Linked DNA regions of Homo sapiens: region 2 is linked to region 1. The links are chromatin loops, found by intact Hi-C in ENCODE. Cell type or tissue: B cell. All regions are shown on one strand. Links, peaks and the distances in the headings refer to the core of each region. The heading gives the core; the rest is flanking DNA.

Region 1 (16,284 bases), core at 4,896-12,895:
CAAAGTATGACACTAAAAACAGAAGCCATAGAGAAAAAAACAATAACTTCTATTGCATTAAAATTATGCATGGGAAAAAGAACAAAAGTCAGTTCAGAAGAGTAATGTCAAACCAGAAAAATTATGCTAATATTCCTAATGCATAATGACCTTCTCTTCATCAACAAGAAAAATGACATACTATACAGTAAGAACATTTGCAAAAGGTATGAACAGAGAGTTCGTAGAAAAAGGAACACAAGTGTTTTATGAACATATACAAAGCTGCTTCACATTACTCATAGTAAGAGAAATAGTAAAATAAAACAACAGAGATAGCATTTATCATTTTTTACTTAACAAATTGACAAAAGATTAAAAATTTGTTTATATACTGTTGGTGAAGGTATGAAGAACAGAAACTCTTATACGTTGCCGACGGGACACTAAATCTATACAGCCTATATAGGTGACAAAAATGACAAATGTACACACCTGTTGTTTAGCTTTCTACTCCTAGCAATTTATCCTAGTCACTTTTGGACAAAATGAAGTATGTACCAAGTTATTCACTGCAACATTGTTTGAAAGAGTAAAAGACTGGAAACCTTTTAAATGTCTATCAGAAAAGCAGCAACTAAATCAGTTCTTGTATGTTGAGGCAATGTAATACTATGCAGCTCTAAAAAAATTAAGATTAGTTCATCTTTAATGCAAGTAAAAAAAAAAAAAGGAAGTTTTGTTTTGTTTTGTTTTGAGATGGAGTCTCACTCTGTCCCAGGCTGGAGTGCAATGGCATGATCTTAGCTCACTGCAACCTCCACCTCCTGTATTCAAGCTATTCTCCTGCCTCAGCCTCCCGAGTAGCTAATTTTTGTATTTTTTTAGTAGAGATGGGGTTTCACCATGTTGGCCAGGCTGGTCTCGAACTCCTGACCTCATGATCCACCCACCTCGGCCTCCCAAAGCATTGGGATTACAGGCGTGAGCCACCTTGCCCGGCCCTCGAAGGAAGTTCTTTATGTACTGATATGGGAATAACCTCCCAGATACACTTCACAGTGAAAAAATAAGGTGCAGAACAGTGTGTGCAAAAGTGTGCTATCATTTCTGTAGAATGGGAAAGAACATATGTGACAGTGAGAGCTGATATATAGTGTTGAACCTCCCTTGTGAGGTAGGTACCACAATTATGTCCTGTTCTGTGGATGAGGGTAACTGGGGCACAGAGAAGCTGTCCAAGGTCACATACTAACTGGTGAGGGACAGTGCTACGTCTTGAACTCAGGCAGTCTGGCTTCAGAATTTTTACTCTCATTACTACATCATGTTCTTTTGTATGTATACCTGGGCATATTTGTTTGTATTTTCATAAACTATCTCTGGGTGATTAAGAGAAACTATGGGAAGGGGATATTTCACTGTATTTCCTTCTGTGCATATGACTACTGGGTCACATGAAATATTATCTATATATTTTTTAAAAATTCAATAAACGTATGATTAGGAGCAGGGTGCAGGGGAGGGGGATATGTTGCTTAGGACCTGAGTTCCCTAAGGCAGTTGTAAAATTCCAGCCTGGGTACCAGGGGCAGAAGGTCTCCGCCTGCTGTGCTGGCTACACTGTGTGGCCTCACCATGGCTCTGATCCACTCATAGGGCTCTTGCATGAATGGTGGGTGAAGGTGAGCCAGGAGATGCCCAGGTCCTGCCTACTGGAGGGCTGTGCCAGCCCACCTTGTCTTATTCTGATTCTGGGGTCCAGGGTCAAGGAGGTGGTCAGCAGGCTGGACCCTGCACTTGGGCCTTTGGTGTGATCCAAGGCCATTGTCCCCACACCCTGGGGCTATCAGTTTACCTGCTGGGCTTGCTTGGGCATCTCAGGACAGTGGGATGGGATGGGGCAGGGTCTATTTTTGGTGGTGCCCATAATGGGTTCCTGCACAGGAGCATGTTCCTGGGAACAGAGGTGCTGCAAGCAGGAGCACCTTCAGGTTTTCAAGCACTTGGACTTCGCTTCAGCTCCAGATAAGAGGCCTACACAGCAGTGCGAGGGAGTCACCCATGGCCACAGAGAGGGCTGTGGGGCTTCCTTTCTGACATACACTCATCTGAAGAGAATTTCCTTTCTCTGCCCTCCCCTTTCTTTGCTTGTCTGGGCACAGCCTGGCGCTGCTGTGTGATGAGTTGGTGCCAGGTGTTCAGAGGCCACCCCTCCCCAGTGGCTGGCCTCCTCCTCCATCTGTGATGAAGGAACCAGAATACCTGCAACAACCACGCAAACTCACAACCACAACTGCCACAAACCACACAACAACCATAGCTGCAACAACCACAGCCATTTGACCACACACCACAAGTGCAGTAACTACCAGAACTGCAGCAACCACACAAGCCACAACAGCAGCAACCACAACACCCGCACAACCACACATCCACAGGGGCCATTAGCTGCTGTTTACCAAATGCGTACTTTGCTCTCACTTAAGACCCTGAGATGCAGTCCCGCAGCCTCCTGCTGTAGATCAGTGGAGGCTGAGGAGGTTGGGTGACTTCCGAAGACTGTCAGGCAGGAATGGGTGGGGCTGGTCTTTGGCTCAGAGACCTTGCTCCTTGGAGGGAAGGTGTGGTCCTTTGAGGACTTCCGTGTCAATTTGGCTGTAAGCCCTCGAGGTGGAAGCTCTTTCTAGTTTCCTTTTCCAGTGGGTGCCCTGAGATGCTTGGCTCCGAACTATGAGAATAAGTGGGCCTCCCTGTGTAAAGGGGTTGGGAGCAACAGGCTTGTTTTCCTCTCGTCCCAGTTCTCATTTTCTGTGGCACCTCATGTGGGAGTTCAGTCAGGCTGGTGGAAAAAATTTTAGATGGAGTTATAGGATATAGACACAAATCTTCTTGGAAGGCTGGGGAGTTCTGCATAGCTTCAGATAGTTTGGCTGAAGGCAGCCAGATTCTCTTTTCAGGAGCCTAAGAGCTTAGGGCGCAGATACAAAGGCATATAAGGGAGTTTATCTAAATAGCATGTTTACACATGTGGTCCTAAGACTAACCTTTGACCATTCGTGGGCAGGATGGCTGTCTTTGGGGGAGGGCAACCAGATTAATTACCCATAGGTGTGTTGACTCAAAGCCTTTGTCATTTAATGTGTGCTGGATAAATGCTGGCAGGACCAGCTAGTTGAGGCCACGGCTGCTACTCTTTACAGCACCTTCCTTGGTGTTTGTGAGGGGCCCAGACCCTTAACTGGACTGACAAGCAGAATATCTGTGTCACTGTACGTTATTCATCCATCGTTGGGTCAGGGTCTGTGGGACAGACCCCCACAACCTCCCACTGGGGAGCAGGCCTCTGGCCTCCTGAAAGCCAATTTCCCAAAGGCCACTTTCCTCCCACCATGCAGTCACAGCTGTATACCTGCTGGTCCACCCTGCTGCCTTGGGGGTCCCGTGAAGGCCGGCTCTGTCTTTCTAGCTTTGCGCCTCTGTGCTCTGTGCAGGGCCTGGCATTTAGCAAGTGGTCTGGCAATGAAGGAAAGAACTTCCCTAGAAGGTTGTAGGGGTCCCCAGATCTTTGTGGCTCACTGTCACGAGTATTTCCAGGTGGATATTTGAGCAGCAGACTGTCATTGGGAAGCAGGGCCTGGGCTCTGGGCCGCATTGGACAAGCAGTTTCTGCTAGCCAGAATCTGCTAGCTTTCTCTCCTGGGTACCGGGGAGGTACTGGGCACAGTGGGCTGAGGCCTGTGGCAAGCTGGGCACAGTCATGGTTCTTTCAGTTTCTGTTTCCTATTAGGGACTGACAATGGAATTAAGGGGCATGGAGAAGAGTGAGGCAGATGGTCCATGCTTCTGGAGAGCTCCGAGGACCTAGATGTTGGGTGTAGGGGGCGCTGGAGGGGATATCAGAGGAGCCATGAGGGGGTCGCAAAGGAGAGGCAGGGAGCGGGTTGGGGTCAGAGTTTGAAGCCAGCTATCAGAGGAGGGAGGGCGCTGGTGGCCTTGCATCATGTGTGGGGTGGAGAGCACAGCCCAGGAAAAACAGTGATGGGGGAAGGAAGGGGTGAGGTGAGGCTGAAAGAAGACGCAAGCTTCTGCTAAGGAGGCTGGGTTTTATGTAATAAGCAACTGGGAGTCATGAGCACCGGAAGATGATGCAGTCCACACGTGGCCACTCAGGAAGACAGCTGCATCTTCTGTGAGGAGGCCTGGGGAGAGCTGTCACCCGGGCAGGATGGTCTACACAAGGTCTGCTGCAAACTCGGGTGCTAGCCTGGGTAGTGGCTGAGAAAATGAGCAGCTGGGACACCAGACGAGCTGGGCTGGGAAGGACGAGGCTGTGTGGTGCATCACCAGCCAGATGCCTGGGGTTGCAGGCTGGGAGTGGGGAAGGTGTGCCCAGGATTTAGAGGACACTGGGGGTGGAGAAGTGGGGGCAAGGGACAGGGGGAGAAGGAGAGGGGATAAGGAGAAATGCATTCTAGATCCAAGAGAATAAGATTTAACAGCAAACTTACTTTGTTCAGTTCATTTCCACATGAGGCTGTGCAAGTGAGAAATGAAGTGTCTCCTCATTACTCTTAATTCTGTCAGTGTTAGGAAGCAAGAAGACTCCCCTCTTCCAGTCCTGGGGGTTGTTAGTTATGCTGAAAAGCACCCTGTGCTCTTTTTTGATTTCAGAGAAGGGGTACATTTTCCTCCAAGGAAGGGGGAGCCAGTTCCGGGACCTATCAGACCAGCACCTCTGAGGTTTGCTAAAGTATTTGCCTGGCTGTTCAGAGGCCCTAGTAACACAGTCAATTAACACATAATTTGTTTTATTTATTTATTTAGAGATGGGATCTTGCTCTGTTGCCCAGGCTGGAGTACAGTGGCATGATCTCAGTTCACTGAAACCTCAACTTCCTGGGCTCAAGTGATCCTCCTGTCTCAGTCTCCTGAGTAGCTGGGATCACAGGTGTGAGCCACCATGCCTGGCTAATTTTTTTGTGGACATGGGGTTTCACTATGTTGCCGAGGCTGGTCTTGAACTCTGGAGCTCAAACAATCTACTTGCCTTGGTCTCCCAAAGTGCTGGGATTATGGGCATGAGCCACCACACCTGGCCATAATTTGTATGTGTATTATAACTATATTCATACAATAAAGTAAGCTAGAGAAAGGAAAATGTTATTATGAAAGTTGTAAGTGAGAGAATACATTTACTATTCATTAGGTAGACGTAGATCATCATAAAAGTCTTTACCCTCATAGCCTTTACATTAAGTAGGCTGAGGAGGTGGGAGAGAAGGGGTTGGTCTTGTCTTGGAGTGGCAGAGGCAGAAGAAAATCTGCATATAAGTAGGCCCAAGCAGTTCAACCCCATGTTGTTTAAGGGTCAACTGTATTTCAAATGAGGAAAGCTTGGGCTAGACTTAGAGAAAGGTAAGCAGGAGAAAAGTAATCATTAGCATGAAATACCTCTGAATTAGAATGCTGTCCACCTCCTCCCTGTCAAACAGCTGTGTGTACCTGGCTCAGGCCCCCTATTATTGTTCTCAAGTGTCAATAAAATTCCATCTGTACCTTCACTGGCTCCTTATCTTCATATAGACCCAGATTTTTGTGCATGCATCTTAGCTCAGATTGCTATAAGAGAATACTAAACTGGGCAGCTAAAGCAACAGACATTTACTTGTTTCTCACAATTTTCAGGATGGAAGTCTGAGATCAGGATACCAACATGTTCAGGTCTGGTAAGGGCTCTCTTCCTGGCTTGCAGACAGCCACCTTCTTGCTGTATCCTCAAATGACAGAGAGAGAGAGAGGAAACTCTACAGTCTCTTCCTCTTCTTATAAGGGTACTAACCCCATTATGAAAGACCAACATTCATGACTTCATTTAAGCCTAATTACCTCCCAAAGGCTTTACCTCCTAATACCATCACATTGGGAGTTAGCATTTTAACATATGAATTTTGAGTGACACAAACATTTAGTTCATAAGAGTATAGTTACCTTGTTCTCCCAAAAGCTTTTTTAATTCTTACAAAGGAGTTAACACTAACTAGTTAATAACATGACTTTGAGGGCTAAGAGATATGCTAGTTGGGAAATGTCTAATATGATATAATGCCTGGCTCACAGCTGGAAGCAATACATCATAGCAATAGTCATTATTGCTTAGATATTTAGTGCTTTTGTAGTTTAGTTCTAAACTTTTGTAATTTTCAATGTGATGTCATTCCACATAAATTTTTTACCTGGAACATGGGCTATAATTTCTTTTAATTATTATAGAAAAGTATATATATTTTCCTCTCACTCTTGAATGAGTAACAGTTTAGCTAGGTATAAAATTCTATATTGATAGTAACTTTCTCTTGGCACTTTGTGAGTTCCTCCCATGTTTTCTGGCATCTGTTTCTGATGATGTTCCTCCCATCAGTGTTCTTTTTTTTTGTAGATAATCTTTTTTTTCCCCCAATGAGATTTTTTTTCTTTATCCTGAGATGTCTCACAGTTTCACTGTAATATATAGACACTTAGCTATATCACAGTGAAAATACAAGTTTCTATGTATCCATATCTAGTGAATTCTAACTTTAATACTGGAAAACTTCAGATATTATCTCTTTGAACATCACTTCTCTCTCATTCCTTTTATTATTTTCTTCTGGAATTCCTATTAGCTGTATGTTGATGCCCGTCAGTGTATCTTCTGTATCTCTTAGCTGCCCTTTCATATTTAAAAAAATACATTTTCCCTCTTTGTGTTGCATTATGGGTGATTTCTACAGTACTGCCTCCTAATTAGTGGATCTCTCTTCTACCATGACAACATAGAGTTTATCCAATACTTATGAGTTTATGTATTTTTTTTTTGAGACTGAGTATCACTCTGTTGCCCAGACTGGAGTGCAATGGTGTGATCATGGCTCACTGCAGCCTTGATTGCCCAGGCTCAAGCAATTCTCCCACCTCAGCCTCCCAAGTAGCTGGGACCACAGGTGCACGCCACTATGCCTGGCTAATTTTGAAATGATTTGTAGAGACGGGGTCTTGCTATGTTGCCCAGGCTGGTCTCAAACTCCTGGGCTCAAGCTATCCTCCTGTCTCAGCTTCCCAAAATGTTAGAATTATAGGAGTGAGCCACTGTGGCTGGCCTGAGTTTATGTATTTTAATACCTATATTTTTCATTTCAATTGGTTCTCTTTTATAACTTGCTTTTGTTTTAGTTTGCCTATTTATTGTTTCATAGTTTATGTTTTTATAAATGGTTGTTAGTCATTCCTTTATATCTTTGAGGATCCTAAACATTTCTTCAAGCACTTTTTAATAGTTGACATATTACATAATTTAAAAAATTTTCTGTCTCTTCCATAGAATGTAAGTTTCAAGAAGGTAGTTGTATTAGTCTGTTTTCACACTGGTATAAAGAACTGCCTGAGACTGGGTGATTTATAAAGAAAAGAGGTTCAATTGACTCACAGTTCTGCATGGATGGGGAGGGCTCAGGAAACTTACAATCATGGTGGAAGGGGAGGAGGCACATCTTACATGGTGGCAGGGAAGAGAGAGCATGCAAGAGCAGGAAAAACTGCCTTATAAAACCATCAGATCTTGTGAGAACTCACTCACGATCATGAGAACAGCATGGGAAAATCACCCCCATGATCCAAGCACCTCTCACCTGGTCCCTCCCTTGACATGTGGGGATTATAAAGGATTATAATTCAAGATGAGATTTGGGTGGGGACACAGAACCAAACCATATCAGCAGTCTTGTTTTGTTGATTATTGTATCTTGAGCACCTAAAACAGTGTCTAGGACATGGTAGGTGCTTAGAATATTTGCTAAATAAATAATCAATTCCTTAAAAAGTCAGTGTCACATTGCCCTACCATTTTCACTTCTTCTGAAGTGAATTCAATTCCTACCATTACATTTTTAGATTACATTTTTTGACTGCCTTTTTAGTCTTTCTCTTGTGGGAGTTATTATTAGTAATTTTAGTCTCTCTCTATGCTCATTCCCTTTCAACCTAGTGGTTTTGCAGTAGCTTCTTTTTGGTCCTCGCAGCCCCCAATTCAGAACCAGATTTTCAATTGTCAGCTCAGGTATCCATACTGCCATGATTTGGGGACGTTGCTGATCCCAACACTGAGCCAGGGGACCTCTTTGGCAAGGTTCCTCTTCAACTGGGATAAGAAGCTTTGTATAAGTCTCAGCCCCAGCATTTTATATTCCTGGTTCTTGGGTGTGAAAGCCCCACCCAGTTTCTGGACTGGGAACCCCTGGCCATGTATAGTTCCCCTTTTACCACAAGAGAAGAGAAAAGCTCCTGGCCACCTCTGCCTGAGTGGTGACCTGGAGAACCTATAGCACCATTTCTGCTGTAGAATTGTATTTCTGTGTTTCTCTGATCCTTGGAGATGCTGATCTTTTTTTTTTTTTTTTTTCCTGGAATGCAATGGCGTGATCTCGGCTCACCGCAACCTCCTGGGCTCAAGCGATTCTCATGCCTCAGCCTCCTGAGCAGCTGGCAGTACATGAACTTGCCACCACGCCCAGCTAATTTTTATATTTTTAGTAGAGACAGGGTTTCACCATATTGCCTAGGCTGGTCTCGAACTCCTGACCTTAGGTGATCCACCTGCAGCAGCCTCCCAAAGGGATGGGATTACATGCGTGAGCCACTGCGCCCGGCCAAGATGCTGATCTTCCGGAGCAAGGCTTGGACTTTCATTTTTAAAATTTTTATATCTTATGTATTATTGCTAGGTGTTTGGAGTGGTGGGGGGCACTTAAAGCATGGATTTACAGTACCATTGTGCCTGGAAGGTGTTTGTGTCCCCCATTAAACCTATTGGAACAGCAGGCCCGCGGGGTTCACTCTGGAATGGCTGCAATGCTGACGTTGGAGGACATGTTAAAGCTCACCTAGCTCTACCTCATCTTACAGAAGCAAGGCCCAGTGGCTTGCTTCAGGCCCCGCATTTTGATAGCCTCGGAGCCAGGAAGGTAAACGTGACTCCGCGCCTGGGTCTTTGAACACTTGCCTTTGAACATCTGATGTTTTTCACGCAGAATGGCCTTCCTGCTTTGCTGCTGTCTGAGCCTCACAGTTTAAGGGTCAGCTCTAGTTCTACCCAGTTTTCTGTAGTCTTTTCTTCTTCCCCAGGCATATGGCACTTAAAAGGGAGGGAAAGAGCATGGGTTTTAATCATTACCTAGTGCCGACCCTGTAGTGGCTCTGCATGTGGGCTGGGCGGAGTGTCTTCACAGTTAATGGCTGTGTGAACGCTCACATTTTATATACGCCACTGCTCTCTAGTGGTCAACCCAGGCATCAACTCTGTAGTCTGGAACAGTGAGTAAAGCCACCCCAAGCCGTTCATAGCAAACATTAAGGTTCTCATAGTCATAACTTTCCTACCATTCATGGAAAAAAAAGTTCAAGTCCTGTTTATTTGGTCTTTCAAAGCCAAATATATTATATTTATTTATATAATCAGAAACTATATATCTACCTCTGTATGTAGAGGTACACACATTCTCCCATTGAAGTTGATCATTTAAGCACCACTGTCCCATAGAAATATCACACAGGGCTGAGGCCAGGCATGGTGGCTCATGCCTGTAATCCCAGCACTTTGGGAGCGTAAGGAAGGAGAATTGCTTGAGCCCAGCAGTTTAAGACCAGCCTGGGCAACATAGCGAGACCCTGTCTCTACAAAAAATAAAAAAATTAGCCAGCGGTAGTGGTGCACATCTGTAGTTCCAGCTACTCGGGAGTCTGAGGCAGGAGGATCACTTGAGCCTGGGAGGTTGAGGCTGCAGTGAGCCGTGATTGTGCCACTGTACTCCAGTCTGGGTGATGAGACTCCATCTCCAAAAAAAACAAAAAAACAAAAAAAACCCAGAAATATAACATGAGCCACATAGTAACTTAAAATTTTCTAGTTGCCGCATTAAAAAATAAAAAACATGTTAAATTCATTTTAATGATATAATTTATTTAACCGAATATATCTAAAATATTATCATTTCAACATGTAATCAATGTAAAAATTACTCACCAGATATTGTATATTCTTTTCTTGATAAGTTTTTGAAATCTGGTATGAATTTTACACTTATAGCACACCTCAGTTCAGACCAGCCTCACTGCAATTGTGGGTAGCCACATGGGACTAGTGGCTACTGCTTTGGACAGCAAAGGTCAAGGGCGGTGGTTTCCAAACTCCGTCCTTGCTCTTGCAATCTCCGGGGAGGGGAGAGGAGCTGAAGTTTAAGTTGATCACCAATGGCCAGTGGCTTTATCAATCATGCCTCATAATGAAGCTTCCATAAAAACCCAAAGAGACAGTGTTCGGAGAACTTCCGGATAGCCGAACACGTGGAGGTTCTTGGAGGGTGGCGTGCTCAGGGAAGGTATGGAAGCTCCATGCTTCTTCCCCCATACCTTGCCCTATGCCTCTCTTTGTTTATATTCTTTGTAATATCCTTCATAATCTGGTAAACATGTTTCCCTGAGTTCTGTAAGCCACTCTGGCAAATTAATCAAACCTAAAGAAATGTGGAAAGCCCAGCTTGAGGATCTGTGACTGGTGTCTGGAGGAAGAGGGAGGCATTCTTGTGGGACTGAGCCCTCAACCTGTGGGATCTGATGCTATCTCCAGGTAGACAGTGTCCGAATTGAATTGGAAGATACCCCTGCAGCTCACGTCTGCTGCTGAATTGATTGCTTGCATGTTGGTGGGGTAAAACCACCGAGTATTTGGTCACAGAAGTCTGTTGTTTTTTGAGACAGAGTCTTGCTCTGTCACCCAGGCTGGAATGCAGTGGTGCAACCTCCGCCTCCTGGATTCAAGCAATTCTCATGCCTCAGTCACCCAAGTTGCTGGGATTACAGGTGTGTACCACCACAGCTGGCTCATTTTTGTATTTTTAATAGAGAAGGGGTTCTTACCATGTTGGCCAGGTTGGTCTCGAACTCCTGGCCTCAAGCTATCTGCTTGGCTTGGCCTCCCAAAGTGCTGGGATTATAAGCTTGAGCCACTGAGCCCGGCCAAAAGTCTTCTGTATTGATGTTGTTGGTGGTGTGAGAGCAGAAGAAACATTGTTCACGTTTGTTCCACTCACCTTGGCTGTTGCCACACACCTTGGAGGATGGCATTGCAATTTTGTGTGCCTCCTTTTAAATGCAGAGCAATGGAAGCTGATAAAATATAAGAAGAGAAAGCCACTGTTTTATGGGGAAGGTCGTTAATATCCTCCCAGGCTTTTAACAGGCCTAAATCTGAGGTGGTACTGGATCAGTTTGTCCCATTTCATGGGGCTGAGGGACAGAGGGGGAAGAATCTTTTTTGGGAGCAGCAGTTTTCCCCTCTGTACTCTGGAAGGAGCATCTTCTTGCAGTTGCTCCAAGTTGCAGACTGGTCTCAGGGTCCTCTCATCTCTAATTGGTGTCCCCCTTGGTTCATCTGTCTGACTGCATGTCCTAGCAAGTCACAGTCCTATCCCAGGCATCAAGGCTGAATTTCAAGGTGTCCTTAAGGTATGTCTTCTGGTCACCCTGTTTATAAATGCAGGCCTTAATTCTCCACTCAGCAGCCTCTACGGCACTCATTAGTAGCTGTGTTTCTTTTTTCAAATATAACCTTTATGGTAGAGTCATAATATGGAAAAGATGCCAGCAGATTGAAATTTTGTAAATCAAATAATTTTGATTGCTCTGGGAGCTCACAATTTAAGGAATCCTGTGGTGAATTCTTTTGTAGACCGAGTAATCAGCCCTCTCTTTGTTTTAAAAATTCAAGTTTTAATATATTATCTTGCCTGAGGGAGATGATTCCACACATATTAAAAATAAAAAAGATGCAAAGAAAAGATCCCATCTTCATGCTCCCCTTCCATATTTAAGTGGCAGTCTGTAATCACAATTATCCGGCTCTCAAGCAATTACACTAAATATTAATGAAAGAACCCTAGTCACACAACTGCGCCCAAGGGAAGCTTCTGCCTGAAAGTCAGGGTTAATGGCCTCACAATCGTTTTAATGGATTTTCAATGAAGTGTGAAGATGACAGGCCAACAAGGGTGAGGTTCCATGACAGAGCACAATTAGCATCTTCCCATTAGTACCTGACCTTGTTTCTATTTTTATTTCTTTACAATCCTGGTGAACTGATTCCCTGAGTATGTATTTATTAGTTTATGTTGAACACAACTCATAAGACCTTTGTTAACTCAGAGTAAGAGCGCCCATCTCCACTGCTTCTGCGGGAGAGGTGTTATAGCTTTGTTCCGTGGGGGGTATTGGTAAAGACCCTCCTGATGATGTTTAGACAGCAAGGCTGATGCCCGCACATTCTAATGACTGACACGCTGCTGCTTTCTACTGGCCCTTTCTAACTCCCTGGCCCCCTTGTGTTCCACCCTTGTGACTCCAACCCCTGAAGAACTCGGCCTGAGACACCCAGCTCCCAGTGCCTGATCCTCTGTTGTTTCTTTGTCCTCTGGAGTAATTGCTAGTGGTTACAAGCTCAGCCCCTGGAATCACATTGATTGGGATGGAATCCTTCCTCTACTAGCTGTGTCTTTTGGCAAGTCACTTGATCGTTTGGTGCCTCAGTTTCCTCAGCTGTAAGATCAGCCTTTAGTGCCTGTGGGCAAGCCAAGGGCCTTCTGTGGAACTCCTCCAGGGTGCCCTGTCTTCCTCCCGCATTTTGAGTCCACGTTCTTAAACCCCAGGAGTTTCCTTGACTCCCCTCTTAGCACTTCTGGGGACTCAGATTTTGCTCCGAATCTCTGGTTCCCTGACTGAGTCCCCTCTTTCAGAAAGGCTGCAGAAACTCTTTTTCCTTGTTTTAAAATTGGTGTTCTAACCTAGGGATTGGCAGACTATGGCCTGCCAACCACATCTAGCCCACAACTTATTGTTATAAATAAAGTTTTATTGGAACAAGCCAGGCTTATTCATTTATGTATTGTCTATGGCTGCTTTCAGGCTGCCACAGCAGAAGTGCGTAGCTGTGACAGAGACAGTGGCTCACAAGTCTAAAATATTACTATCTGGCTTTTTCCAGAAAATGTTTACCAACCCTTTCCTGTGTCCAACCCTTGAAACGTTTACCAACCCTTGAACTGTGTCCCCACAGAAAGATATGTTGAAGTCCTAACCTCCAGTACCTCAGAACGTGACCTTATTTGGAAATAGGGTCTTCACAAAGATAATCAAGTTAAAATAAGTTCATTAGGGTGGGCCTTAATCAATATGAGTAGTGTCCTTATGAAAAGGGGAAATTTAGACACAGAGACAAACGCACACACAGGGAAGATGTTGTGAAGACAACACCCTGTGAAGAGGCAACACCCTGTGAAGAGCGAGGCATCTATGCCTGAGGCTACCAGAAGCCTGTAGGGAGGCCTGGAACAGCTCCTTTCTGAGGGCAACGTGGTCTTAGACTTTAGGCCTCTAGAGCTGTGAGACAATAGATTTCTGTTTTTTTAAGTCACCTGGTATGTGGCAGTTTGTTATGGCAGCCCTAGGAAATGAATGCACTGCCTAACCAATTCTTTTCTTTATTCCTTGTTGTTCTTTTATGTAACACATTTGTATGTTGTGCCAGGTCACTTCAAGGTGGCCCTCATACATGAGGTAATGGTGTCACCACCCAGTGTGTTCATTTTGCCTGCTGCCCAGAAAGAGCTGAAGATCAACACTGGGGAATTGCAATAGAGAAAGAGTTTAATTCACGTAGAGATGGCTAAACAGGAGACCAGAGCTATATTATAACTCAAATCAGCCTCCCCCAAATTTTGGAGGCTAGAGTTTTTCAAGGTTATTTTGGCAGGCAGGGGGAATGGGTGTTGCTGATTGGTTGGGGATGCAATCCTAGGGCTGCGGAAAACAGTCCTTGTGTGTTGAGTCCACCTCTGGGTCGGGGAGCCACAGGCTGGCTGAGTCTTGAGCCACTTGTCCAGGTGGGTAAGTCTGAAAAAGATCTCAAAAGACCAGTCTTAGGTTCTGTGATAGTGCTGTGATCTGCAGAATTAACTGGGGAGGTTGCAAATTTTCTGACCTCTGGAATAATGGCCAGTAATCGTTTATGTCTACACCTCAGCAGCATCTAGTCTCTTCTCATCCTCTTAACCTGGTGGCCTTTCATTCATAGATTTTCATTAGTAAACCACCTTTCATTTCAAAGGCAGTTTAGTTTTGGGGAAGGGCTATTACCATTTAAACTGTAAACTAAATGTCTCCCAAAGGTAGCTTGGCCCATGCCCAGGAATGATGGAGGAAAGTTTGGAGGTTAAAGACAAAATGGGGGTTGGTTAGATCAGATCTCTTTTGCTGTCATAATTTTCTGTTATAATTTTTGCAAAGGCAGTTTCATCAGGGCCACTTGTCAACTCGTTTAACAGGTGACGGAGGCTCAGAGGCTTTGAGGGCCTTGTGCAGGGGCCCCTTGTAGGGCAGCAGTGGGGAGAGAACCAGCAATTCCCGAGGGCCCATTCTGTGCTTTCCTCACATCACTTCGCGGCCCCCACAGCCAGCTGAGGAATTATAGGAAGAATCAGGCAGTTATGACTGGAAAAAGTGTGCTTTCTCTCCTGCCTCACTTCCCTGTCTCTGCGGGCTACTCAGCCACCTGAAGGACTGTCACTGTTGGAACCAGCCTGCACGGGATGTGGAATGTCTAGGGAAGTTGTTTCTTCCAAGGACAATGCTGGCCTCACCAGTGTGTGGCAATAAGAGACAGGATTGCTCTAGAGACTGAAACCACCTTTGCAAAAATCATAACTGAGAAAATTATGACAGTGAAAGATACCAGACATAACTGACCCCATCTTGCTTCTAACCTCTAAACTGTCCTTATTCATTCCTGGGTATAGGCTGAACTAGCTTTGAGAAGGAATTTAGTGTATAGTTTATATAATAGCCCTTCCCAAAAGGCTAAACTGTTCTTGTAAAACAAATGAAAGGCCACCAGCTATGAAGTCAAGATGACAGTGGCTAGAATTCTAACTATTACCAGCCATTATTCCAGAGGTCGTAAGATTTGCAACTTCCCCAGTTACTCTTGAAGGTAACATCACTATTGTGAACCCAAGATCTGCCTTTTGAGATGTCTTTTCAGGTTTTTACATTTCTAACAACTGGATGGCCCCACCTGGACCTGCCAACCAGTTCTGGGGCCCCCACCCAGGAACTGACTCAGCAGAAGAGAACAGCTTTGACTCCCTATGATTTCATCCCCTGGCCAACCAATCAGTACTCCTGATTCACTGGCCCCTGACTCACCAAATTATCCTTAAAAACTCTGATCCCTGAGTTTTCCAGAAGACTGATTTGAGTAATATTAAAACTCTGATCTCCCGCACAGCTGGTTCTGCGTGAATTACTCTTTCTCTGTTGCAATTCCCCTGTCTTGATAAATTGGCTCTGTTTAGGCAGGAGGCAAGGTGAACCCCTTGGGCGGTTAGAGGACCTCTTCTTTGGCCCTGTGGGGTGTGCTGGGGCCTGAGGGGGGACAATGGAAGGGGCCTGGGGGCTGTTCCAGCGTATAAAACCATTGTGAAAGTTGGTGCTTTCCCTGGTTAAGGCTTGGTCTTGGATGCTGTAGGTTCCCCTGACCTCTGGCCCCAGGTGCCCATGCAGTCTAAGGTTCTTGCAGCCATGATCTCTGTTTCTTCCTTGTTCTGCTGTTACAACGATTCTTCCATATCATGGATATTTTGTGAGTTATGACAGTAGTTTGGGGACCACAGGTAGGGACGGTCATCCTGAAAGGGATGATCTCCATTTTATAGAAGAGAAAACTGAGTCTCTGTGGGGGTGAGTCTCACAGCCATCAGGGATGATGGTGGCACTGGGAGTGGCCCTTCTGGCTCTGCAGCTCTTGTGGTCACCCTGGGCTGAGGTGGGGCAGTGTCCATGTGCTTGGCCTCTTTTCCCATCGAACATCATTCAGAATGTGATTCCCATGTGTGGGGTGGGGTGGGGGGAGCGAGAGCCCCAGCATAGACTCCGTGAATGCCCTTCTCCATGCACTGACTATGGAAAGTGCTGGATGCACTGAGTGTCACTAGCTAAGGTAGGGGAGGATGGAGAACTAGAGGGAGAAAAGCCAGGGTGTTTTCTGGGGAAGAGAGGAAGCAGGAGGCAAAAGAACAGAAGAAAAAAGTGTGAAACTGACCTTGAGACATTAACCTATCCCGCTCTCATCCCTGCCTTGTCTCTGTACCCCTCCCCGCAAAGTTGAAGGAGGTGCCACCATCCCGGCCTCAGAGACGCCAGTTCCTGAGACTGCCCAGCCCT
Region 2 (16,583 bases), core at 3,949-11,948, 300 kb before region 1:
TCCTATAACCACAATAACTCTATAGTAATTAACACATATTTAGAAACCTTGAAATGTAAACAAACATAGAATTAGAATTTAAATTTTTTAAGAGATAAAGAGAAGCTCTGTAACATTTCAGAGAGTTCTCATCTCTTTGAGTCTTTGGTATTAAAAAAAAAAACTGGAAATAAACTCAACCAAGTGTAGTCAAACACAGTGTGATTCCCCTTATAGATGGAAGACTTATCTCTCATTGTAGCCTGTCCTTTTCATAGAAAGAGCTTCTAAATTATTTTGATGGTTGCAACCACTGTCTGTGTGACTCCCCAGTCTGTATCTGAAGCTTTTTAGTTTTTTCCAGTTGTTTTCTGGGCTTCCTCCACCTCGATGTTTCGTAAGTACCTTAAAGTCAACACGTCAAAAAATAAACTCATTTTTTTTCCTAAGCATGCTTCAAGCCCCATGTTCTCTAACCTAGTTTATGGCACCATGCCACTCACCCAGGTTAAAAACTAGGAGTTATTTTTGACTGTATCCTTCATCTCACCTTCAAAATTTACCAAGTCCTGCCAATTTTAGTTCCCAAGTATTTCTTAATTTTTGCCTTACCTCTCTGTTCCTTAAACTTATACTCAATTCTAGTCCTCATTGTTTCTCACTGGGCTGTTGCCACAGCCATATTAATACACTGCTTTCAATCTTTACACCTCAAACTCATCTCCCCAAAGATACCTAGAGCTGCACTGTTGCATAATTTAACTACCAGCTACATCAGTCTGTTGAGCATTTGAAGTGTGCCTAATCTAAATCGAAATGTGCCGTAAGTATAACATACAAACTGGATCTTGAAGACTTAGTTTGAAACAAAAAACTGTGAAGGATATCAATTTTATTTTGACTATATATTAAATGTAAAAGTGATAACATTTTAGGTATAGATTACATAAAATATATTATTAATTTTACCTGTTTCCACCTTTTTGAATATGGTTACTAGAAATTTTATTATTACATATACTCTTTCTCCACCTTCACATGAAAATGTGGCTGGTTCCTTGTCAGTACCCAAGTCCCAACTTAAGAAACCTTCTCTGCCTGAACGCTGTTTCTGCCTGAATACTGTCTGAAGGAATTTTGTCTTATCATCCTGTTCTGTTTTCTTCATGGTATTTTTCACTGTGTGAAATCATCATCTTTACTTATATATCTGATCATTGTCTACCCCTACGAAATAGGAGGCTTTACTGAGGCAGGAAATTTGTCTGACCATTAGTAAATAAGATTCACTGTTGTGTACCTGGTACCTAGAATAATATCTGGCATGTGCAGGTACTCTTTATTGAATGAATGGTTTCTATTCTGCTTGAAATGGTTCTCTCTGCCCCATAAACTTGTTTAACTCAAGTCCTTTCATGATTCAGCTCAAGTAGTACCTCCTTCAGGAAGATTTTCCTGGCTATTTCCCCTCCTGGCTTATTGATTCCTTTTCTATGCACAGTTCCAGAACTGTACCTATACATTGTGTTTTTGACTAAATTCTCTCTCCTCTTTTAGACTTGGCCCTTAGTAGTTCTTCAGTATATTCTCATTCCCTAGAATGTACCTAGTTAGGTTACCCAGTAGACATTCAGTATTTGTTTGCTGAATATACAAGCAAGCAGATGTTTTTTTGGAGTTAGTCTTTAGTATTCTAGTTATACAATAAATAATGCAGGTTATAGTATATACTCAGTAGTAAACAGTTCTTGAATTAGTAAAGGAATTCCTATGTACTATTTTTATTATAAAAACAATATAGTGGCCGGGTGTGGTGGCTCACACCTGTAATCCCAGCACTTTGATAGGCCGAGGCAGGCAGATCACCTGAGGTTGGGAGTTTGAGACCAGCCTGGCCAACATGGAGAAACCCTGTCTCTACTAAAAATACAAAATTAGCCGGGCGTGGTGGCGCATGCCTGCAGTCCCAGCTACTCAGGAAGCTGAGGCAGGAGAATCGCTTGAACCAGGAGGTGGAGGTTGCGGTGAGCCTAGATTGCACCATTGCACTCCAGTGTGGGCAACAAGAGTGAAACTCCATCTCAAAACAAAAACAAACAAAAAATATAGCAAAATTAAAGTCTTACTTAAATCATTTGTATAACCACCCTAATAACAATTATTTTCCTCAGCCCACTTTCTTCCTTAATCTTACTTCCCTCATCTGAGATAACCACTTCTGTTTTTTTCCCATAAACATAATTTTATATACAGTATGAAATAAGCAATAATATGTGTAATAACTTTTAAATTCTATTTTCCCACACTATGTTAGAAATTTTGTAATGTTACTTCATGGTTTTATGAAACTACTTTTTTCGTTTTAAAGTTGAGATGGACTTAGAGAAGCAATGCTGTCTAGTACAAAATGTTCCTTAGATGAGGATTCCTCATTCTGGTTCCCCCATTTAGCCTTAGGCCCTATGAGTTCCTTTTTTGTCTCAATCATTTTAAGAATGTGAATTTTCTGTAACCACAAAGCTTGGAAGAGGCAGTCTATATTCAAACCCAGGTCTCCTAACTTTAAATCTAGTTATCTTTCCATTTATTAACTATCTCCCTCAACTTCAGTTTCCTTAACTATAAAATGGGAATAATAATGTCTGTCTTGTCTGCCCTAAGGATAAAGATGATAATCACCTGAGGGATTAATATATGTGATCTCACATGTAACTAAAACACACTAAAGATCGGGGAATATCTATATTTGTTCATTTTTTGGAGGACAGTATTAATCTGACAATTCAAAGGTTTGATTTTTCTTTTTTTTGGTAATAGAAATAGATCCAGGATTTGCTAGATCCTAAACTCAGTCATAATTCAGTTTACCTTTATAGGTTTGGGCTTTGAAAACTAGGTCCAGTCTGTTGTGTTTTCTTATTTTATTTCAAACCAGTTCTCTTTTCACGTGGTGCCACATTTTTCATTTTTGAAATATCCACCCTGAAACATGATTCAAGTTGATTTCCATATGTAATTTTTCTGATTTCTCTCTTTAGTACTTTTCCTTCTCTCTTTTTAAAAAATCATTCCCACATTGTCCCTTTAGTATTTTAGTCCTTTTCCTTTTTTCTTTTTTAATCATTCACACAATGGCTATGGGTACAAAACTGTAAGAAATTTATTTTTATTTTTATTTGTTTTAAATTCATGGATACCATTGCCATAAATATGTCCAATATGAATTATGCTGCGAATGTGGCAGGCATATACTGGATAGAAGCTTAGAGTAGAATAGCAATGACTTGATTTTCTGTGATTCTGAATATCACTAAAGTGTGCTACCAGGGTTAGCCAAGAGAGAATAAGATGTAATTGCTTGCCTAAAGTGATAATATCTTTCCAGGACATCTCCTGAATACCAATGAAGGCAGATGATTTCAGGGAGAGAGGCATTCTTCACTTGAGAGATGGGAAAGATCAAATAATGGTAGTAATTAAAATGAGACCAAAATGTAGCATTTGTAGACCAAGTGTGTGCTAATCATTGTTTGAAGAAGTTCATCAGATAAAATATTACTTACTCTGAAATATTCTGTAAGAATATTTATTTAAAAGGCAGTAAGTCCTCATGTATGTTTCATAGAAATTGCATAGAAATGATATGGACTTCTAATATAAAAAATTAGAGTGTGATTCAGAAAAGAAAGATACTTTTAAATGGTTTTTAATCAAAATTGTCTTAATCAAAATTTTAAAGTTGTGAATAAATACATTCAAAAATGTTGTTTGGAAAATGAAAAGACAAGCCACACATTAACAGAAAATATTTGCAGGAAACCTATCAGAAAGAGAACTGGAATACAGAATAAATTTTAAAATTTCAGACAATGCAATAATAATAAGACAAGAAATTCCCCCTCAAAATTTTTGGCCAAATATTTTACCAAATCCATCACCAGAAAAGATACACATATGACAATTAAACACATAAAAAGATGCCTGACATCACTAGTCATCAGAGGAGTAAAGATTAATATCACAACTAGATACTACAAAATGTCTATTAGAGTAGCTAAATTTTTTTTAATGACAGTATCAAATACTGTTGAAGAAGAGGAGGAACTAAATTTCTCTTACATTGCTGGTGAAAATGCAAAATGGTACAATAACTCTTTAAAACAGTTTGAAAGATTTTCATAAAGTTAAACATCCACTTACCATACAACCCAACAGTCTCACTCCTATCCAAGGGAAATGAAAACATATTACATAAAGTCTTGTGTATGAATATTTGTAAAGTGACTTTTTTGGAATTGTCAAAAACTGAAAACAGTCTGTATGTTCATCAGCAAGTAAATGGATAAACAATTTGTATACATCCTTACAAAGTAATACTATTTAGCAAGAAAAAGAAATAAGCCACTGATACATGCAACAACATGGATAAATCTTTAATATATTATGTTAAGTGAAAACAACCAAACTCAAAATGCTATATACTAAGTGGTTCCATTTTATGTGACTGTCTCAAAAAGGCAAAACTACCAGAAGAGAACACAGACTGGTGGTTGTCCGTGGGGCTACAATGGAGTGTGTGGGAATTCTTTGGAGTTATGGAGATGGTCTGTAACTTGATTGTAGTGATGGGTACATGACTCTGCGTTTGTCAAAATGAGCAGGATGTGACTAAAAAAAAAAAAAAGAAATAACATGGGCTTGCAAGAGAGAAACACCAGATCCATTGTACCACTGTAAGAATTACACTCTAAGGATAAGATTTACATTTAAAATCTAGGAGAAATACCAGAAAATTAGCACATTGCTTTTAGTTTCATTATTAATTCCTTTTTCATGTAACATTTTTACTCCTCTTCACAATCTCCTTTTATGTAATAATTTACACTTGATTATTTCTTCAGTAATTAGTAAAGAAAGAAAGAAAATCAGCTTTCTGTAATAAGACTCCATATCACCTATACTCACTTGAGAAATACTCATTTTGTTATCTCCTACTAAATGTATCTATTACTCTATTCTCATGTCCTTTTACTAGCAGACAAAACAATAGCTTATTATTAGGAAAATTAAATGAGACAATATTTGTAAAATACCTGGCACATACCTTACATTCAGTTTTTTTAAGTGTTGTAAATATAAATAAGTTCCTTGCCTTTTTATCTCTGTGTGGATCTTGTTTTGAAAATATGAGGAGTGAATTTTACTAAGTTGCCAAATTTGCTTTATTCTTTGTGAACCTTAGTAGATGAATTGTAGTATCTTTTTTAATGTAGCCATGATGTGAATTATTGAATGACACTTCTCAGCTAGACCCTATATCTGCACATAGAATGAAATAAATACATGTCAGAACACACGAACTATACCTAGATAGTAAGTAAATAATTTTTTAGGCATTTTAAGTTGATAATTTATGACATAATGTTGTAGTATAAATATTCAGCTCAATTTGTTTTTAATGAAGAAAAATTTTTGTGGAAATAGTTTAAATGTGAAAATGTGATTATATCAGAGCTGGGCTATTCATGAGAATCACATGTGGACCATTTAAAGAAATACCAATTTCTTTCCCTACCACTGCCTTTCTAAGAGAAGCAGCTAAACAGTGATGTGCTAGTATATGTTCAAGAAACCAGCTCTTGGGTGGGAGTGGGGATAAGGAGCATTGATTCCTAGTGTTTGCTGATTTCCACGGTGTAAATACTTCCACTATAGCCAATTTCAAGCTACTAAGATGATAACACTGAATGTGGAGTGAGGAAAAGATGTACAGTAGCACAGCATTATACAGTATTTCCATCATGCAAGTACAATAAATACATCCAACCTCGAGAATAAAAGCAAAAATTAATAAAATTAAAAAGTAATGAATTTTGAGTATGTGTTACCTTTGTTTTAATATAGCTATTTATAAAGTTATGTAAGTTAATTTTTAATAATGACTGAGTTTGACAACCAGCTTCCAGAGTTTCTGAAAATTTAACAATTGGCCTCTCATAAGCTGATGAGAACTGATGTTCACACAACACTGAAGCTCCAAGGCAACTATTTTTTTTTTAACTAATTGATTGCAAGTAATTTGCCAACCAGTTGTTTTTCTAAAATACAGATCTGATCCTAAAGCCCACGAAGGCGTTCCACAGTCAGACCCAGATGAGTCTTTTTCAGCCTCATTTTAAATCATACCATTTCTCTCACATCTTCTATATGTCACCTACACTAGATGTAGGTAACTTGTAGCTTCTCAAACACACCTGTACTTCCCCCCACCTTCTCATTATCTGCCTTCTCAGTATCTTCCTTCAGCCTCGAATGACCTCACCTTATCTGCCTGACTTTTGCAATACTATTTATTTATCCTTCTAGAACTAACTCAAATGCTGCTTTCTCTTACTTCCTACTGTTGGAAACATTCCCATTTGCCTTGGTGCTCTCATAGCCCTTTGTTTATACTTCATTTTGAGCTCAAATTTATCAATTTATAATGAATGAATGTTTCACTCTCTAGATTATAAACTTCTAAGGGGTGCCTTTAAATCATACTGTACTTATTAACACATTAATATAACCTAAAAGTGGTTAATGAACACTTGCTTATTTTAACAGAAAAAAATTATGAACGATGCATGATATATCCTTCACTTTCTATATCTTTGAGAAACTGACCAAAATTTAAACTTTTTTGAATTAGATTTGTACGCCTTTTTTTCCTGGTGATGCAGAACCATATTAGTAGTTATATACCTATAGCACACCTAGAGACATTTCACAATGGACTCTAGAGCTTACCAAAGAAGAATTTCATTAGATAGTATATGAAGCAGAAATGATTAAATTGTATAACTATATTTGTGAATCATTATTCTCATTTAGTGTGCCTTATAATAAGTATTTTCAGCATAAAGCCAAAGGTTACTTTATAGTGTTCCCAGCAAATTAGGCCTTTGTATCAATAAACACCCTCTAAGAAAAGCTAAAATATCATACTTTGCTTTGTGACTTGAGAGAAATTTGCTTTCATACATATCCTTAAGGGTAAAATCCTTATCACTCTGTTGTTTTCGGGCATTTTATCTAGACTTAGGATTATCTGGTTGCCATCATGATAAGTATGGACAACATCTAAGTGTATGAAGGAAATGTTCTAAAGTAAAAACAATCCAAGAATTTCTTGAAGCAAATGCACATTCCTTGTTAGTAGTGTTTCAGGAATCTTTTTCATATTTTGCACTAGGCTGCCACCTGATGGCAAAAGTTAAAATTGCATCTTTTGTAACATTCGACGCCTTCATTGCAATTATACAGATTTTTATGTATTCAGCATAGAGCCTCCAAAACTTTTATACATTTGTGTAAGTGTTATGTATTCAATAAATGTTTGATGATTGCTTTGGACCTCAGGGAAATCATATTTATTATTTAACCTTTGTTAGACAGTGATCTTCCTACGATCTGTTTAAAGCTTTGCTTTCTTATGGAGCTATTTTAAGAATCTGTTTTAATTAGTGTTATTAATGAAAAATTTTACTTAAATGTAGTAATTTTCTCTTTTCTCTTTCCCTCTTCTTTCTTCAGAACGAGGTCACTCGGACACTATGGTGTTCTTTTACCTGTGGATTGTCTTTTATATCATCAGTTCCTGCTATACCCTCATCTGGGATCTCAAGATGGACTGGGGTCTCTTCGATAAGAATGCTGGAGAGAACACTTTCCTCCGGGAAGAGATTGTATACCCCCAAAAAGTATGTATAAAGAGTGTGTTTGTTTAAAAGAACAAACTTAGGTATACCACTAGCTAATCCTGTTGCAGTACAGACCCAACCTCTAATTATATTACTCTAATATAATTAGAAAAATAATTAACAAAAATACTAATTCATTCGGTCAGCAAAAATATATTAGATGTTTACTATATGCTAGGTACTATAGGAAATCAAAACAAAGTAAAATTCTCATTCTCAAGGAAAGCCATAAACTATGTTCAGATAAGTAAACAAATTGCAATACAATGCGATAAAGACTGGAATGGAAGAATAAATAACTTACTGTAGTTTATGATTTGTTTTTGAACATGGAATGCCCTCAGTCTGAAACACTCTCTCTCGTCTGCTTTGTAAACACCTGTTCCTCCTCTTTAAAAGTCAGTTTAAGTGTTACTTTCTCCAAGAAGCCTTTCTTTATTTTTCCTAGCATAGTCAGCTATTCATCTTAATCTTTTTTTACCCTATATAAACTACCATTATAGCAGTTATCACACTGTATTATAATAATGTGCTTAGGTGTCCATATTCTTCACTTCCAAGCATAATTACTGGTCTATAGTAGACTTAATGTTTCTGGGATGAATGAATAAATACTTGACTAAATGAAAAGTGTCATGAAAAGACAAAGGAGAAGGAGTGGCTGACTCTGCTTGATTGCATCAAGAAGACTTCTCCTTTCATTTATTTCATCTAATATTTGTTAAAATCAAGTGCCATTTCAATCAGAAAACATAGATAATTCTTTAGGAATAATTCTTTAGGAATTATTTTAGGATTTTTTCTATGTATTAATAAAAAGACAAGAGGGGCTGAATTAAAAAGTCAAAAAATCAAAAATATCTGTACTCAGATATTTTAGTAAAGGATAAATACCATGATTAGACCTTGAAAGAAATTAAACAATGAACTGGTAATCCTGAATGTGAATGTAAATTCTAATCCCAGCTCTTTCACTAACTAGCTATATAATTGTCTGCAACCAGACTATAGTGGATTCTTGTTTATGAGGTAAGTATGTTAAACTAGATTATCTCTTGATCTTTTCCCAGTCTAAAATTCTGTGATGGAGAGGGAAGTGTAGATTAGGTCACTAACATTTTCTACTCTATCAGCATGTCACTAGAACCTTAAAATTGTATTTGGAAAAGTGTATGGATGTGTAATATTCAATTGGTAAGTAGGGAAGGCCATTTTCAGGTGTGAGGAATGGTGAATTCAAAGAATGATATGTAGAGTAACTTCAGATGAACAAATAAAGGGGAAAAGGGGAGAGTTGTTGACAGTGATCTTTTTTACCTAAACTATAGCAATACCCCCAATGTGAGAAATTAGAATATATGACCAAGATATTAGACATATTTTTATAAATCTAATTTGAAAAGAAAATTAATAATCAGAGAGTAGATAGGAGCTCAGTTAAAAATGGCCCTTTTGTGCTCACCAAATATGTGTGTTTTATTTCTGTTTACATTGTTCTTGCCCTCTGAGAGCTATAAAACATTTGTTTCTTTTTTTTTTTTTTTGAGACAGAGTCTTGCTCTGTCACCCAGGCTAGAGTGCAGTGGCACGATCTCGGCTCACTGCCAGCTCCACCTCCCAGGTTCACACCATTCTCCTACCTCAGCCTCCCAAGTAGCTAGGACTACAGGCGCCCGCCACCACGTCCGGTTAATTTTTTGTAGTTTTAGTAGAGACGGGGTTTCACCGTGTTAGCCAGGATGGTCTCAGTCTCCTGACCTCATGATCCGCCTGCCTCGGCCTCCCAAAACATTTGTTTCTTATTATGATAATTGCTTAGATAAATTGTTTGTATCTTTATATAAATGTTGATCCATTCCCGCTTTTACATAGTTCTAACATAGTGATTTCTAGGTAATAAAATTAGTGAATATAATTTTTCACTTAGTTTCTTTGCTGTTACATATTTTCATGACTCTAAAAAACAAAATAAATACTTTCCTACATTATAATTTGCAAACTTATAAGAAAGATGTTCTGCTGGATCACCACATTCCTTTAATTTTAAAAAATACTGGCCAGACGTGGTGGCTCACACCTGTAATCCCAGCACTTTGGGAGGCCAGGACAGAAGAATTGCTTGAGTTCCAGACCAGCCTAGGCATCATAGTGTGAGACACTGACTCTACTAAAATAAAATGAAATAAAAATAACTGGATATGGTGGCACACGCCTGTAGCCCCAGCTACTCGGGATGCTGAGGCAGGAGGATCACTTGAGCCCTGGAGTTCAAGACTGCAGTGGGCTATGTTCATGCCACTGTACTCCAGCCTGGGCGATGGAGCAAGACCCTGTCTTAAAAAAAAAAACAAAAACAAAAAACTAAAACAAAAGGCAGATAGTTGGAATAAAATTCATCCAGCTTGAAAAGTGTGGAATCCAGTGGAGCTTCATTAAAAATTTAGAACACAGGTATATGAACCTTAAAATCAGTTCTTAGGGATTAACAGTTCTTAAAATCAGTTCTTAGGAATGCATAATATTAAGCACCACATCCCAGGTCCAGGAACAATTTTTGTCATCTTTATATTCACACTTAATTTTTCTGTGTCTCTTGACCTCAAAGATAAGTGTATTCCTCCTGAAAGACTTCCACATTTTTGGTGACACCAGTTTCCACATTGGTCATGGTGAATAGCTTAAGACTGACTCTGAAAGGCACATGAAATTGCAGTTCTTCAGTTAAGCCTAATAATAAAGTGAATGTGGATTTACCCAAAAATTGCATTATCACTATATTGCGAGGAAGGAGAGGGAACAGTGAGCCATGTGAATGTGTTAAAATCCTCATAATAATCCTCATTAAATTTATCATAATCATCAGTCAGTGAATAATATCTAAAATTGAGTAATCAAGATATAACACTATACACATATTAGTTTATTTTTTTTTTTTAATTTTTTTTTTTTTATTATACTCTAAGTTTTAGGGTACATGTGCACATTGTGCAGGTTAGTTACATATGTATACATGTGCCATGCTGGTGCGCTGCACCCACTAACGTGTCATCTAGCATTAGGTATATCTCCCAATGCTATCCCTCCCCCCTCCCCCGACCCCACCACAGTCCCCAGAGTGTGATATTCCCCTTCCTGTGTCCATGTGATCTCATTGTTCCATTCCCACCTATGAGTGAGAATATGCGGTGTTTGGTTTTTTGTTCTTGCGATAGTTTACTGAGAATGATGGTTTCCAATTTCATCCATGTCCCTACAAAGGACATGAACTCATCATTTTTTATGGCTGCATAGTATTCCATGGTGTATATGTGCCACATTTTCTTAATCCAGTCTATCATTGTTGGACATTTGGGTTGGTTCCAAGTCTTTGCTATTGTGAATAGTGCCGCAATAAACATACGTGTGCATGTGTCTTTAGAGCAGCATGATTTATAATCCTTTGGGTATATACCCAGTAATGGGATGGCTGGGTCAAATGGTATTTCTAGTTCTAGATCCCTGAGGAATCGCCACACTGACTTCCACAATGGTTGAACTAGTTTACAGTCCCACCAACAGTGTAAAAGTGTTCCTATTTCTCCACATCCTCTCCAGCACCTGTTGTTTCCTGAGTTTTTAATGATTGCCATTCTAACTGGTGTGAGATGATATCTCATAGTGGTTTTGATTTGCATTTCTCTGATGGCCAGTGATGATGAGCATTTCTTCATGTGTTTTTTGGCTGCATAAATGTCTTCTTTTGAGAAGTGTCTGTTCATGTCCTTCGCCCACTTTTTGATGGGGTTGTTTGTTTTTTTCTTGTAAATTTGTTTGAGTTCATTGTAGATTCTGGATATTAGCCCTTTGTCAGATGAGTAGGTTGCGAAAATTTTCTCCCATGTTGTAGGTTGCCTGTTCACTCTGATGGTAGTTTCTTTTGCTGTGCAGAAGCTCTTGAGTTTAATTAGATCCCATTTGTCAATTTTGGCTTTTGTTGCCATTACTTTTGGTGTTTTGGACATGAAGTCCTTGCCCACGCCTATGTCCTGAATGGTAATGCCTAGGTTTTCTTCTAGGGTTTTTATGGTTTTAGGTCTAACGTTTAAATCTTTAATCCATCTTGAATTGATTTTTGTATAAGGTGTAAGGAAGGGATCCAGTTTCAGCTTTCTACATATGGCTAGCCAGTTTTCCCAGCACCATTTATTAAATAGGGAATCCTTTCCCCATTGCTTGTTTTTCTCAGGTTTGTCAAAGATCAGATAGTTGTAGATATGTGGCATTATTTCTGAGGGCTCTGTTCTGTTCCATTGATCTATATCTCTGTTTTGGTACCAGTACCATGCTGTTTTGGTTACTGTAGCCTTGTAGTATAGTTTGAAGTCAGGTAGTGTGATGCCTCCAGCTTTGTTCTTTTGGCTTAGGATTGACTTGGCGATGCGGGCTCTTTTTTGGTTCCATATGAACTTTAAAGTAGTTTTTTCCAATTCTGTGAAGAAAGTCATTGGTAGCTTGATGGGGATGGCATTGAATCTGTAAATTACCTTGGGCAGTATGGCCATTTTCACGATATTGATTCTTCCTACCCATGAGCATGGAATGTTCTTCCATTTGTTTGTGTCCTCTTTTATTTCCTTGAGCAGTGGTTTGTAGTTCTCCTTGAAGATGTCCTTCACATCCCTTGTAAGTTGGATTCCTAGGTATTTTATTCTCTTTGAAGCAATTGTGAATGGGAGTTCACTCATGATTTGGCTCTCTGTTTGTCTGTTGTTGGTGTGTAAGAATGCTTGTGATTTTTGCACATTGATTTTGTATCCTGAGACTTTGCTGAAGTTGCTTATCAGCTTAAGGAGATTTTGGGCTGAGACGATGGGGTTTTCTAGATAAACAATCATGTCGTCTGCAAACAGGGACAATTTGACTTCCTCTTTTCCTAATTGAATACCCTTTATTTCCTTCTCCTGCCTGATTGCCCTGGCCAGAACTTCCAACACTATGTTGAATAGGAGCGGTGAGAGAGGGCATCCCTGTCTTGTGCCAGTTTTCAAAGGGAATGCTTCCAGTTTTTGCCCATTCAGTATGATATTGGCTGTGGGTTTGTCATAGATAGCTCTTATTATTTTGAAATACGTCCCATCAATACCTAATTTATTGAGAGTTTTTAGCATGAAGGGTTGTTGAATTTTGTCAAAGGCTTTTTCTGCATCTATTGAGATAATCATGTGGTTTTTGTCTTTGGCTCTGTTTATATGCTGGATTACATTTATTGATTTGCGTATATTGAACCAGCCTTGCATCCCAGGGATGAAGCCCACTTGATCATGGTGGATAAGCTTTTTGATGTGCTGCTGGATTCGGTTGGCCAGTATTTTATTGAGGATTTTTGCATCAATGTTCATCAAGGATATTGGTCTAAAATTCTCTTTTTTGGTTGTGTCTCTGCCCGGCTTTGGTATCAGAATGATGCTGGCCTCATAAAATGAGTTAGGGAGGATTCCCTCTTTTTCTATTGATTGGAATAGTTTCAGAAGGAATGGTACCAGCTCCTCCTTGTACCTCTGGTAGAATTCGGCTGTGAATCCATCTGGTCCTGGACTCTTTTTGGTTGGTAAACTATTGATTATTGCCACAATTTCAGAGCCTGTTATTGGTCTATTCAGAGATTCAACTTCTTCCTGGTTTAGTCTTGGGAGAGAGTATGTGTCGAGGAATGTATCCATTTCTTCTAGATTTTCTAGTTTATTTGCGTAGAGGTGTTTGTAGTATTCTCTGATGGTAGTTTGTATTTCTGTGGGATCGGTGGTGATATCCCCTTTATCATTTTTTATTGTGTCTATTTGATTCTTCTCTCTTTTTTTCTTTATTAGTCTTGCTAGCGGTCTATCAATTTTGTTGATCCTTTCAAAAAACCAGCTCCTGGATTCATTGATTTTTTGAAGGGTTTTTTGTGTCTCTATTTCCTTCAGTTCTGCTCTGATTTTAGTTATTTCTTGCCTTCTGCTAGCTTTTGAATGTGTTTGCTCTTGCTTTTCTAGTTCTTTTAATTGTGATGTTAGGGTGTCAATTTTGGATCTTTCCTGCTTTCTCTTGTAGGCATTTAGTGCTATAAATTTCCCTCTACACGCTGCTTTGAATGCGTCCCAGAGATTCTGGTATGTGGTGTCTTTGTTCTCGTTGGTTTCAAAGAACATCTTTATTTCTGCCTTCATTTCGTTATGTACCCAGTAGTCATTCAGGAGCAGGTTGTTCAGTTTCCATGGAGTTGAGCGGCTTTGAGTGAGATTCTTAATCCTGAGTTCTAGTTTGATTGCACTGTGGTCTGAGAGATAGTTTGTTATAATTTCTGTTCTTTTACATTTGCTGAGGAGAGCTTTACTTCCAACTATGTGGTCAATTTTGGAATAGGTGTGGTGTGGTGCTGAAAAAAATGTATACTCTGTTGATTTGGGGTGGAGAGTTCTGTAGATGTCTATTAGGTCTGCTTGGTGCAGAGCTGAGTTCAATTCCTGGGTATCCTTGTTGACTTTCTGTCTCGTTGATCTGTCTAATGTTGACAGTGGGGTGTTAAAGTCTCCCATTATTAATGTGTGGGAGTCTAAGTCTCTTTGTAGGTCACTGAGGACTTGCTTTATGAATCTGGGTGCTCCTGTATTGGGTGCATAAATATTTAGGATAGTTAGCTCTTCTTGTTGAATTGATCCCTTTACCATTATGTAATGGCCTTCTTTGTCTCTTTTGATCTTTGTTGGTTTAAAGTCTGTTTTATCAGAGACTAGGATTGCAACCCCTGCCTTTTTTTGTTTTCCATTGGCTTGGTAGATCTTCCTCCATCCTTTTATTTTGAGCCTATGTGTGTCTCTGCACGTGAGATGGGTTTCCTGAATACAGCACACTGATGGGTCTTGACTCTTTATCCAACTTGCCAGTCTGTGTCTTTTAATTGCAGAATTTAGTCCATTTACATTTAAAGTTAATATTGTTATGTGTGAATTTGATCCTGTCATTATGATGTTAGCTGGTGATTTTGCTCATTAGTTGATGCAGTTTCTTCCTAGTCTCGATGGTCTTTACATTTTGGCATGATTTTGCAGCGGCTGGTACCGGTTGTTCCTTTCCATGTTTAGCGCTTCCTTCAGGAGCTCTTTTAGGGCAGGCCTGGTGGTGACAAAATCTCTCAGCATTTGCTTGTCTATAAAGTATTTTATTTCTCCTTCACTTATGAAGCTTAGTTTGGCTGGATATGAAATTCTGGGTTGAAAATTCTTTTCTTTAAGAATGTTGAATATTGGCCCCCACTCTCTTCTGGCTTGTAGGGTTTCTGCCGAGAGATCCGCTGTTAGTCTGATGGGCTTTCCTTTGAGGGTAACCCGACCTTTCTCTCTGGCTGCCCTTAACATTTTTTCCTTCATTTCAACTTTGGTGAATCTGACAATTATGTGTCTTGGAGTTGCTCTTCTCGAGGAGTATCTTTGTGGCGTTCTCTGTATTTCCTGAATCTGAACGTTGGCCTGCCTTGCTAGATTGGGGAAGTTCTCCTGGATAATATCCTGCAGAGTGTTTTCCAACTTGGTTCCATTCTCCACATCACTTTCAGGTACACCAATCAGACGTAGATTTGGTCTTTTCACATAGTCCCATATTTCTTGGAGGCTTTGCTCATTTCTTTTTATTCTTTTTTCTCTAAACTTCCCTTCTCGCTTCATTTCATTCATTTCATCTTCCATCGCTGATACCCTTTCTTCCAGTTGATCACATCGGCTCCTGAGGCTTCTGCATTCTTCACGTAGTTCTCGAGCCTTGGTTTTCAGCTCCATCAGCTCCTTTAAGCACTTCTCTGTATTGGTTATTCTAGTTATACATTCTTCTAAATTTTTTTCAAAGTTTTCAACTTCTTTGCCTTTGGTTTGAATGTCCTCCCGTAGCTCAGAGTAATTTGATCGTCTGAAGCCTTCTTCTCTCAGCTCGTCAAAATCATTCTCCATCCAGCTTTGTTCTGTTGCTGGTGAGGAACTGCGTTCCTTTGGAGGAGGAGAGGCGCTCTGCGTTTTAGAGTTTCCAGTTTTTCTGTTCTGTTTTTTCCCCATCTTTGTGGTTTTATCTACTTTTGGTCTTTGATGATGGTGATGTACAGATGGGTTTTCGGTGTAGATGTCCTTTCTGGTTGTTAGTTTTCCTTCTAACAGACAGGACCCTCAGCTGCAGGTCTGTTGGAATACCCTGCTGTGTGAGGTGTCAGTGTGCCCCTGCTGGGGGGTGCCTCCCAGTTAGGCTGCTCGGGGGTCAGGGGTCAGGGACCCACTTGAGGAGGCAGTCTGCCCGTTCTCAGATCTCCAGCTGCGTGCTGGGAGAACCACTGCTCTCTTCAAAGCTGTCAGACAGGGACACTTAAGTCTGCAGAGGTTACTGCTGTCTTTTTGTTTGTCTGTGCCCTGCCCCCAGAGGTGGAGCCTACAGAGGCAGGCAGGCCTCCTTGAGCTGTGGTGGGCTCCACCCAGTTCGAGCTTCCCAGCTGCTTTGTTTGCCTAAGCAAGCCTGGGCAATGGCGGGCGCCCCTCCCCCAGCCTCGTTGCCGCCTTGCCGTTTGATCTCAGACTGCTGTGCTAGCAATCAGCGAGATTCCGTGGGCGTAGGACCCTCTGAGCCAGGTGTGGGATATAGTCTCGTGGTGCGCCGTTTCTTAAGCCGGTCTGAAAAGCGCAATATTCGGGTGGGAGTGACCCGATTTTCCAGGTGCGTCCGTCACCCCTTTCTTTGACTCGGAAAGGGAACTCCCTGACCCCTTGCGCTTCCCAGGTGAGGCAATGCCTCGCCCTGCTTCGGCTCGCGCACGGTGCGCACACACACTGGCCTGCGCCCACTGTCTGGCACTCCCTAGTGAGATGA

Evidence for each region. A loop is a pair of places that touch in the nucleus more often than their neighbours do. Peaks named below come from ENCODE experiments on the same cell type or tissue, not always from the same donor. Only the 100,000 strongest peaks of a DNase experiment are listed, where the experiment ranks them.
Region 2: a loop joins it to region 1, with 7 times the contacts of the local background. A loop is called at or near these places in 6 of 110 quality-filtered maps.

The regions. Positions count from the first base shown.
Region 1 is chr1:181,157,479-181,173,762 of GRCh38, forward strand. No RefSeq gene overlaps it. Among named protein-coding and RNA genes, the nearest start is that of LINC01732, 8.9 kb to the right of the region's middle. RefSeq lists an enhancer at 2,167-2,286 and silencers at 2,875-3,169, 9,254-9,303, 9,314-9,383. In B cell, for the core only: CTCF peaks have their summits at 9,296 (motif pointing left) and 9,504; a DNase peak (open chromatin) is centred at 9,263; H3K27me3 peaks cover 235 bases.
Region 2 is chr1:180,856,154-180,872,736 of GRCh38, forward strand. It overlaps XPR1 (xenotropic and polytropic retrovirus receptor 1), which reads left to right. Exons shown (of 15, transcript NM_004736.4): 12 at 7,555-7,721. LOC124904464 (a long non-coding RNA gene) reads right to left here. Exons shown (of 2, transcript XR_007066760.1): 2 at 1-4,647. Among named protein-coding and RNA genes, the nearest start is that of LINC02816, 42 kb to the right of the region's middle. In B cell, for the core only: CTCF peaks have their summits at 7,229 (motif pointing left) and 7,430; a DNase peak (open chromatin) is centred at 7,228.